Regions from separate parts of the Homo sapiens genome. Here region 1 is linked to region 2. A link is a loop called in an ENCODE intact Hi-C map of the cell type or tissue named here. Cell type or tissue: Caco-2. All regions are shown on one strand. Each heading gives the region's core, and the rest is flanking DNA. Links, peaks and the distances in the headings are about the cores only.

Region 1 (5,058 bases), core at 733-4,732, 77 kb after region 2:
ACAAAGCCTAGACATTCTCAATGTTGGTTCAGAGCTCTTTCATTTCCACTCTAGGATGATTCTTTATTAAATAGCTTATAGTATTAAAATCTGTTAAAATGCTGGTGTATCTAGACTTTTTAAAAAGTTAAAGTTAAGAGTTTTATTTCATTTATGTAAATTATGCAGTCAAATGTACAGTATAGATAAGTCGAAAAGAGCTTCGAATAGATTAACGCATTTGACATTTCAAAGCTTGAGTATTAGTAATCGATTATGTGCAACAAAAGAAAACATCTGTTTATGTATCTGAGAGGTTGTAAGCTCAAAGAAAGCAGAAACCACGTCTAATGAATTTCCACGTTCCTGGTGCATAACAATTTATCTAGTGCACAGTGAACACTTGATATATTTATTGAATGCCTAAAGAAAACATTATGTGGTGAAGAATTAAAAAGAATTAAAAACATGCTCTTAATGTATGTTTAAAATAGTTCTGTGACAAAACTGCAGTGATAGATTCCTGGAAGTCCATGTACCTTAGGGACATGTCATCAAAGGAACATTCAGGAAGGTGACAAAGCTGACAACTGGATCAAGAAAAGGGTTTATCATTTGGGAAAACTAGGAAGCTGTAGGTGTCATTGCAACCCAAAGGACTTGGGAAAAGAAGCAGATAATCCAATGTAGGAAGAAAAAAGGGATTAAAGAAAAGAAAGAGTGAAGAGGACTGGATACTCCCTAAGTGGAGATATGATGTTGGAGATACTTGGCTGCATCTTAATGAACTCTGGAAGACAGTCTGTCATTTTATTTTGCTTCCAAAGCTGAGCATCTGTAAAGAACAGAAAACAGACTCTTAGGAGAAATTCAAAACCAGTAAGGGTGATCAATTCTTCTATATGAAGACTTCTGTTGTGCAAAATTTTTATTTTAACTTTATTTCTTATGAAACAAAGCAAAATAGTTCTTTTCAATCACTTATAAAAACACATATTCTGGAAAATGTAACTGGACCCAACATGAAATAAAGAGTAATAAAGTGAAAAAGAACAATCTTTTTTTGAAGAAGTTTCATGCTAGAAATGAGATTAACTGTCCATCTGAAATGTAAGCATGGTACTTTTTTTTAATTAAAAAATTAAAACTGTATTATGTAGGTATGTATATTACAGTAAGGTGAGGGTGGTATAACAAATGTAAATAGTTTGGTGTTCTTGCAGCATGAAGAATGAAAGAGGATGTGGTGTCAGGACCTCACTCTTGATGAACCCTGACACTACTTGGAGGATAAATGGATTTCCAATGCCCTTACCATTGCTAGACTTAGTGTTAACAGAAGAAATAAATAAAAGCAAGTGGGAGAAGTTGCATTAGAAACCCACGAGAGTATGATGAAAGATGTTGGAGGTTTTGAGTCGGGTGCCTTGGGAAGCTCATCTCTGGAGCTCTGACTGAAACATGCAGCACCTTCAAAGGCAGTGAGCCTCATTTGTATGGTCAATGATTTAAGAGAGATTAAGGATTTTCTCACTTAGTGCATGTACTAAGATGGCTTCTAGAAATTAGATATACCCTACATTTTGCCTCAAGATATTTTCCTTGTCCAGGTAAGTGCTAATGTGCAAAACTTTCTGAAGAAGCACAAAGTCCAAGGGAACTATGCTAACACTACCCGAAGTCTATGAAGCCAACACTTTTTATTATGTTTAGGTGTGGAGTGAAAAAACTAAACTAAGTGGTTGAGGTATTCATGAAATGTAACCTCAGAAAGCTGTGAAATGCTCCAGAAGTGTTTGAGACCAACCATGAGATAAAATGCTAACAATGTATTGGAACTAAATTAAAAGGAAGGTCAGGACACAGCCATGTCTGAATGGGAGATATAAAACACAGTGAATTCAAATTGATAATGCTGAGGCGAGAGATCATTTATTGCTCTTCCATTTTTCTTTTAGGGAACAAGCAATAAAATTGAAATGAATGAGCCAATTTTAAACCTAATTTTCATACAGCATCATTTCTCCTGAAGGTCCACCAAAGATAGAAACCAAAGAGAAAAATAAAGAGAAAAACAACTTACTTCACCTTCAACTCATCTCATCGAAGGGGGAGGGCTTGATATCTTGCCTGAGAAATACTCTTTAAAATAGAAACTCTGAACTACAAATAGGTTTTTATTCTTACGTGCATACATTCTGAACTTGCATAATAGTGCATAGCTCAGTCTCCACACATACACATGAATACACACACATACACATATACACTCACACTTCCAAATATGCACTTTACTCTCTCTCTGTCACTCTGTCATCTATCCACAAATCTGTCTATTTATCTTCATTTCTAAGTCATCTAAAATATGGTTTTTGTTCTGCGTGTGATAGTGTTTTTACCCCCTTGTGCTTGTATCTGTTTTTCTCATTGACAATATGTCTGTTTTAATTATCATCTAGCAGATAAAAAGTTGTTGCTTTGAAGAGTTTATCAAGAGATTCTACGTGATTCTTTTTTTGGAAGTTGTCAAGATTGTGTCAAGAACCGTGAAAGGTCTGAAATTTTACCCTGTGTGCAAGCTAAAAGTGTAGCCTACCACAGCTTCGTGGATGCCAGCTGAAGAAATGAAACTCTTGGATCAGAGACAAAAGACTTTGTTATTCACAGCACAACAGGCCTTTTAGGCTTCATGTTCCCATCGATTCCCCTTCCCTCTAGTCCCAAGCCGGGCAGCACAGAGCAGCCCAGACTGCTGCACACACAGCAGGTCTGTGGCCCTGATGAACCAGGGCTGAGGAAACCCATGCATTTACAAAGGCTGTTAGCAAACATGCTCACACTTTGCCCCAGAGAGACATTATCTTTGTTATCCTGGACAGCAGGGGAAAAAAAATCTGCCCTTTGCTCCAGAGAGAGACACTCTATCTTCCAAAAATCTGTTTGCTCTGTAAACATGCTTGAAAAGACAGTCCAGAACAAAATATTGTCAGTGCATTTCAGCAGAAACATGAGAGAACTATTGAGCCTTGTCTCCCACTATGGACTTGCTTCTGTAGTTCTGAGCATATAAGGTTCTAAATGTTCATTTTTAACAGCCCAAAGGGTAAATATTTAGTTTGCCTGTCAGTTTCCACAAAGTTCTCTTGTCAAACAATAAGTACTGTTTTCTTTTCTTTTTCCTTTCTTTCTTTCTTTATTTAAAGAATCAATCCTGGTACAGAGGCACCAATCTCTCACTTCTGTGTTTTGACCTTAACAACCTCAATATTTTTTCAGACATGTGCCGTATTTGGGCCATCTCTTTTCTTCCATCATTCGTTCTTTCTTAGGCTGCAGTCCCATGCTATCTGGGTGAACATTCTAGCTCTAGGGTTTTTGTGTTGCCAACATCTACTGCAACTAATGAATCGGGTTGTCTGTGTGTTTGATAAGATCTCAGTAGGTGAGGATTCCAGCACCATTTGATTGTTTCATTCTTGGATTTTTACAGATTATGTAATGCTCCCCTCTTCTCCTTCAAGATTCCTCTAAGTACACCTATTCCTTCATTTCATATCAGTTTCACACCGGCAAAGGATCATACCACAGGAAAGCAGTGTTCTAAGTACTTCTGTAGAAACACAGGTTCATGTCCAGCTTCCTAAATCTGGGAAAGAAGAAGATTTTTATCTTTCTTTAATTGTATGCTATAAATAGTAAATGCTATTCTTAATGTAATGAAAATGATCACAAACATATCCTCACTTTTGCATTCAGAGAAGTTTGGGCCCCTTCAAAATAAACTTCTTGGAAGTCGTTGACTTATTTCACCCTTTTTTGCTTTTACACAAAATGTGTTTGGCATTGTCTTCAGAATCTAACATAAATTTTTAAAATTTTCTTTCCAAAGTAGCCAATCTTTATCCTTTCATACTGAATTCTACTTTTGGAAATCATTAAAAGTTATTTAGAGCCCAATACAAGAAGTAGATAAACAAATGGGTTTAAAAATATGTGAATACATGTAATGAAACAGATACCCTTGTGTGGTTGATAAATCGGCCCCAAAGACAGTTCTGGCAGAAAAGTTCCAAATGTTTCAGGTTTTCACAGCTTTAGAGGAAATTAAAAGTAGCTTGTCTTCTTCAGAGGATGGGGGATTCCTTCACTGAAAGTATAACTGATGAAAACTTGTTTAAAGTGTACTCTTTTCTATGATTTTTATTCATAAAAACAGGAATCATTTTTAAGATAAAGAGATTATATCAAAATGGAGGAATTTTGTCCACGGACATCATCTGTGCATTGCCAGATCCTATGAAATCACTTGAAGAGTTGCCTACATTGCCAGCAAAATGACTCTGTTAATTTCTCCTTCTTTTATAAACTCCCGTGCTCCTTTGTTTTATCTCGTTTTTGGAAGATATTGTGTTTGGTCAGAAACAATGGATATTTGTGAATAAATCCTATCATTCACATGGCATTGAGTTAAATTTAGGGAAATAACCAGTCAGCTTAAGTTTTACTCATATATAAAAATTGGGAATTTTTTTTTTTTTTTTTTCGAGACAGAGTCTCCCTCTGTCGCCCAGGCTGGAGTGCAGTAGTGCAGTCTCAGCTCATTGCAACCTCCGTCTCCCAGGTTCAAGCGATTCTCCTGCCTCAGCCTCCCGAGTAGCTGGGACAACAGGCAGTGTCACCACACCCAACTAACTTTTTGTATGTTTTAGTAGAGACGGGGTTTCACCATGTTAGCCTGGTGGTCTCGATCTCCTGAACTCGTGATCCGCCCACCTCAGCCTCCCAAAGTTCTGGGATTACAGGCATGAGCCACCGCACCTGGAATATTAATACCTGGTCTACAAGATGATTTTTAGATTAACGAGATAATATATTTGAAGGTAATGGCAAAATTGAAAGAGAATTGATGCTCAACAATTCTCTTTTCACCCTCCCTTTATCTTCCTGCTTGCCTTGCTCAGGATTGTATTTTACATGTCAATTTAATATTTCCTTTGGAACAGAGGAAATGGATGAAAGCCTCTAAGTTTATGGTGGCTGAGCTGCCCACTTGAAATGTATTCTCAAAGTGCATGCCTA
Region 2 (5,058 bases), core at 741-4,740:
CTTTATTCAAGCCTGTATTAATAGGAAAAAGCAGAAAGGCAAACTTTTTTCTCCAACTATACTCTCAACACAGAATACTGGTCATCAAAATCTGTGGGGTTTTCCATACCAAGCAATTCTTCAGCACCAACTGGGTGTTCTGTAATTTAATTCAATCCTGTCACTAACTGAAGTTAGTGCAGACCCTACAGGTTAAGGGCTGAGTCCCTGAAGATTGCCTCCTTCCCAACTTCAAATGCCAACCAATATGCTAGGTTGTTTTAACCTGTGCTTCTGATTGACTGACTATAAATCAGAGGTACCATGACCCCGTCTCAGGTTCAATTATTTGCCAGACTTGCTCAGAGAAGTCTGGGAAATACTTTACTTACATTTACCCTTGTATTATAGAAGCATACAAATAAACAGCTAGATGAAAGATGCAAGAGCAAGATAGGGAGGAAGGAGCCTGGGGCTTCCATGATGCCTCAGGGTGCTCCACCTTCCCAGCACCTTCAGGAGTTCAGCAACCTGGAAACTCCCTGAACCCTGTCCTTTATGGTTTTGTACAGAGGTTTTATTATGTAAACATGATTGACTACATCAGTGGCTATTGGTGATTAATTCAGCCTCCAGCTCCTCTTCTTTCCCCAGAGGTTGAAAAGTGAGGCTGAAAATTGCAAACCTTTCTTCACTAGGTTGGTTCCCCTGACAAGTCCTCATCAGGAGGCTATCCAGGATCACCCAGCTAGTGCCCCGGGATCTAATCAGCATACAAAAAGACACAAATCACTTTAGAGATTTCCAGGGTTTTAGGGGCTATGTGTAAAAAAAAAGGAGGGGTGTGTAGAGATCAAATATATTTTTCTTATTATATTGTATATCACATTTCTTTATTATATATTATAATATCACAAAGTTCCATAAGAATCATTTCAAACTTTTAGCCTCAAGAATTATAACAAATGTATGTTTTAAGCTATTATATTTGTGATAATTAGAGCACCAATAGGAAACTAAAACAAGCAGGTATTTTATTTAAGAAGAAATATTTATAGCTGATTAACATAACATGATGCTCAAGCTTATTAAGAGAAATTAAACTAAAATTATAATATGATAATATTTCATTACCATCAGATTAGGCAAAAATGAAAATTTAATAATGTCAGATTTATGGAGAAGAAATTGATTAATTAGAATTCTCACCCACTTTAGGTGGTATAAATTTTAGGAAAATAGGGGCCATGGGCAGTGGCTCATGTCTGTAATCCCAGCACTTTGGGAGGCTGAGGCGGGTGGATCACCTGAGGTCAGGAGTTCTAGACTAGCCTGACCAACATGGTGAAACCCCATATCTACTAAACACAAAAAATTAGCTGGGCATGGTGGTACATGCCTGTAATCCCAGCTGCTTGGGAGGCTGAGGCAAGAGAATCACTTGAACCTGGGAGGCGGAGGTTGCAGTGAGCTGAGATTTTGCCATTGCACTCCAGCCTGGGCAACAAGAGCGAAACTCCATCTCAATAAATAAATAAATAAATTTTAGGAAAATAGGCATTACCTAATATGTGAGTACACACATAACCTATGACCCAACTATTCCTAGGGATATAGCTGAAAAAAACACTATTTCTCTACACATACAACACTTCCGATAGCAAATGTGCTTTTTTTTTCCACATGAAGCAGTTTTATATCTCTCTGGATATCAGCTGCGTGTCTCACAATTTAATCCAATTCTGACACTATTTACCTAGAGTTAGCATCAGGTCACACAAGTTAAATGCTTCAGTCCCACAAGACTAACACCATTTTTGATGCTAACTGCAAATCTGGGTCTCATGTACTTTTGACTGACTGGCTATAAATCAGAGGCTTCTACCACCCTCTCCTTGAGTTTGATAATTTGCTAGAACAGCTCACAGAACTTGGGAAAACACTTTATTTACATTCCATAGTTTGTTGTAAAAGACACAACTCAGGAACAGCAATATGGGTATATGTTTCATAATAAAAAAGTTTTAAAAATGATTTTATTTCAATGAAGAATACATTTGAAAAAAGTTGTTTTCTGGTCAGACCATAAATTAAAATATTAATGTTTTAGTACTTTTAGTCAAAATATATTTTGTGGTTCTTAAATTTGCAATTTGGAAAATTATTAATCTTTAAAAAAATCAAAACTTTCTCATTCATTTATTCTTTAAATGGATATTTATTGATGCCTGTCCATCAAGTACTATAATTTTTCTATTTAGATTATTTGACTAAAAGATAGTCTTTGCTTTAGCTATACAAGATGCAATATTTTTAAAAGATTATATGAATATGCATCTCCACAGATGCCTACCTTTCTGCCACAGATGATCAGAGAAAGACCAATTTGTTTGCAAAACAGGTCTAGTCTCATTAAACTTGGCCTGATTATTTACATAAGTGTAGCAAGAACAGTGATCAACCATATAGGCCCTTTTAAGTCTGCTTTTAAAAAGGAATCTCTGATTAGACTTTTAAAAGTGTTCTCCCTGCTAGTAAGCCAAAGACTTGCCATCAGAATTTGCCTGTAATACCTATAAATTTAGGGAAATTCTTCTGTTTTTAAGAACCTCGAAATATTTTTGAGGTTCTTGGGCCTTCTTTCATGAGGGTTGGGAACCTTTAAAGCCAGATGTCAGGCCAATTATTTACAAGGGCCTTTATTGGCTCCACAGAGTCAACCTTAGTTTTTTAAAACTGTCTGATCATATCTGAGTCTATGTACATTCTCAACTGTAATGTTCCATTCAAAGCCCTGATAATACTGTATAACCAGAGTTTCCAGTTGTCTCCTGTTACAAGGCAAGCAGATTCCTATTGAACTTATGCAAATAATGATATTGCCATAAAGTAAGAATACTCACAGATAGCTTTTGAATTCTAGAGGGATCAGGTAAAAAGAAAAAGTAATTGTTTCATCTTTTTTCACAGAGGTATACTTTATCAAATTGCTGTAAGTTATAGATAGCTTAAGGGAAAAGCAAACTGTTTCCTTAAATCTGAAAAAGTAAAGCATTAAAGAGCCAGCAATGTTTCAAACAAAAAGGCCATAAAATTAATAATCTATTTGTTCAGTCCCGTGTAATTAATTCTTGTTCTGCTTGATGTTGGGTTAGCAGTTTTATGAACCAATCAGTTTCTTCATTAGAGTCCTGGAAATTATTTACCTAGTTCAATGGTGTGACCTTAAAGTTGGAAACCTGTATTTGTCAGTCTTTTTCCTGAATCTTCTTGAAGATGAAACATTTTAGGACTACAGATGCTTGCAAAAGCTTTCAGAGTAAAACAAGTAACCATCTATGGACAACAATGCTTACAATTGACATGGTTAAAGATCTGATGACAGAGTTCATTATAATAATGATGAAATTGACAAGGAAATTTGGATATTTCTATGGCATACAATATTTTAACACAATACCAAAATTATGCCTGATAAAGTGTCAGGACACACCAAATTTTTAGAAATTTTATGTAATTTCTGTGACATTCATAACATATCCATGTAAATATAATTCAAAGAAGGTTAAACAACATTTTTTATTTGACAATGCTTCCCATGCAAATTTAACATATCAAATAAGTCTAATTAGTGTGATACCTTTCCTTTTAAAAAGAGCGAGAAAAAATAATTTTTATATATTCCAGAAATCCCTAGAAATTCTCAAAGTTAGTTCAAGCTCAAAAATACTTAATTTAGAACTTAATTTTGTAAAGTTTATAAAAAATATCAAAGGTTTAAAACATTTGATTAAAAGACAATCACACGTCACTTTGAAACAATAGTCATTCATTTAACCAGAGTGATAATTAAAAGACTTCAAAGGCAATTGCAGAAAGTTACATAGTTTAAGGAAAAATATCCCTTTGCTGTTTGAATAAAGAGGACTCAGTTTTCTTAAGTATTTGAAGACCTAACAACATGAAGCACAGGAAATTATTTTAATAAAACACAGAATTTTCCTCCCAAGCGAGTTACTTAAAGGCAAAGAAAAAACTTTCACAATCAGTTTAAAAGAGAAGATCAAATTCTGGTTGTAGTTCAGTGGACTTTTGATATTAAGGTGATTTTTTTAAATAACTTATAAACAAATCCATTCAAATCTTAGCCACCTTGACCACAGATAAAATTCCTTTCCTAAGATTATTTAATTATTTTTCCACAAACCTACAACTTTCTTTTTTATTTTTATTTATTTATTTATTTTGAGACAGTCTCGCTCTGTCACCAGGCTGGAGCACAGTGGTGTGATCTCAGCTCACTGCAACTTCCGCCTCCCAGGTTCAAGCGATTGTCCTGCCTCAGCCTCCCGAGTAGCTGGGACTACAGGCACGCACCACCACACTCAGGTAATTTTTGTATTTTTAGTAGAGACGGGGTTTCACCATGTTGGCCAGGATGGTCTCGACCTCTTGACCTCATGATCCACCCGTCTTGGCCTCCCAAAGTGCTGGGATTACAGGCATGAGCCACCACCAGCCCAACTTTCTTATATCTATTCAGTTTTGCCTGTTCTCTTTCAGTGTGGCACAGTTCATGTTTACTTACAGACCCAGATATCTTTTTTTCTTCTGTAATAAGAAGCCAAGTGTAGAAAAACTTATGTTCCACAATTAATGTTTCAGTATCCGATTTGAAAAGTGATTTAGATATTCAATTTAATATTCATTATTTAATTTAACTGAGTAAAACTCCAAGGGAATAAGTTAACAAAGAGATTTCAAAAACTCTTTTCAAATAGACATAACATCAAACAAAGCTAGCCATCAGCAAGTTATTTCCCTATAGGTATTTTCACTGTATGCACATGTTAGGCAGCCATCATGAAAGCAAGAGTCCTAAAAAGTTAACTACACTGTTTTTTTTTTTGTTTGTGCTTGAAATATATTAGTAATGTACACTGCATGTCACTTGCACATTTTCTTTATAATATTAAATATCTAGTAGAGATAAATGTATCTGACTAGTAAACCCAGGTAAAATAAAAATATCAAGCTCATATTATACCTAAAACTGATAACTCAGAAGATGCAACTTTT

What was found. Peaks named below come from ENCODE experiments on the same cell type or tissue, not always from the same donor. Only the 100,000 strongest peaks of a DNase experiment are listed, where the experiment ranks them.
Region 1: it touches region 2 in a loop (8-fold over the local background); 1 of 110 quality-filtered maps calls a loop at or near these places.

The regions. Positions count from the first base shown.
Region 1 is chr6:145,264,434-145,269,491 of GRCh38, forward strand. No RefSeq gene overlaps it. Among named protein-coding and RNA genes, the nearest start is that of TRQ-TTG4-1, 84 kb to the left of the region's middle. In Caco-2, for the core only: no CTCF peak of the experiment used is centred there; a DNase peak (open chromatin) is centred at 2,788.
Region 2 is chr6:145,187,292-145,192,349 of GRCh38, forward strand. No RefSeq gene overlaps it. Among named protein-coding and RNA genes, the nearest start is that of TRQ-TTG4-1, 7.1 kb to the left of the region's middle. In Caco-2, for the core only: no CTCF peak of the experiment used is centred there; no DNase peak of the experiment used is centred there.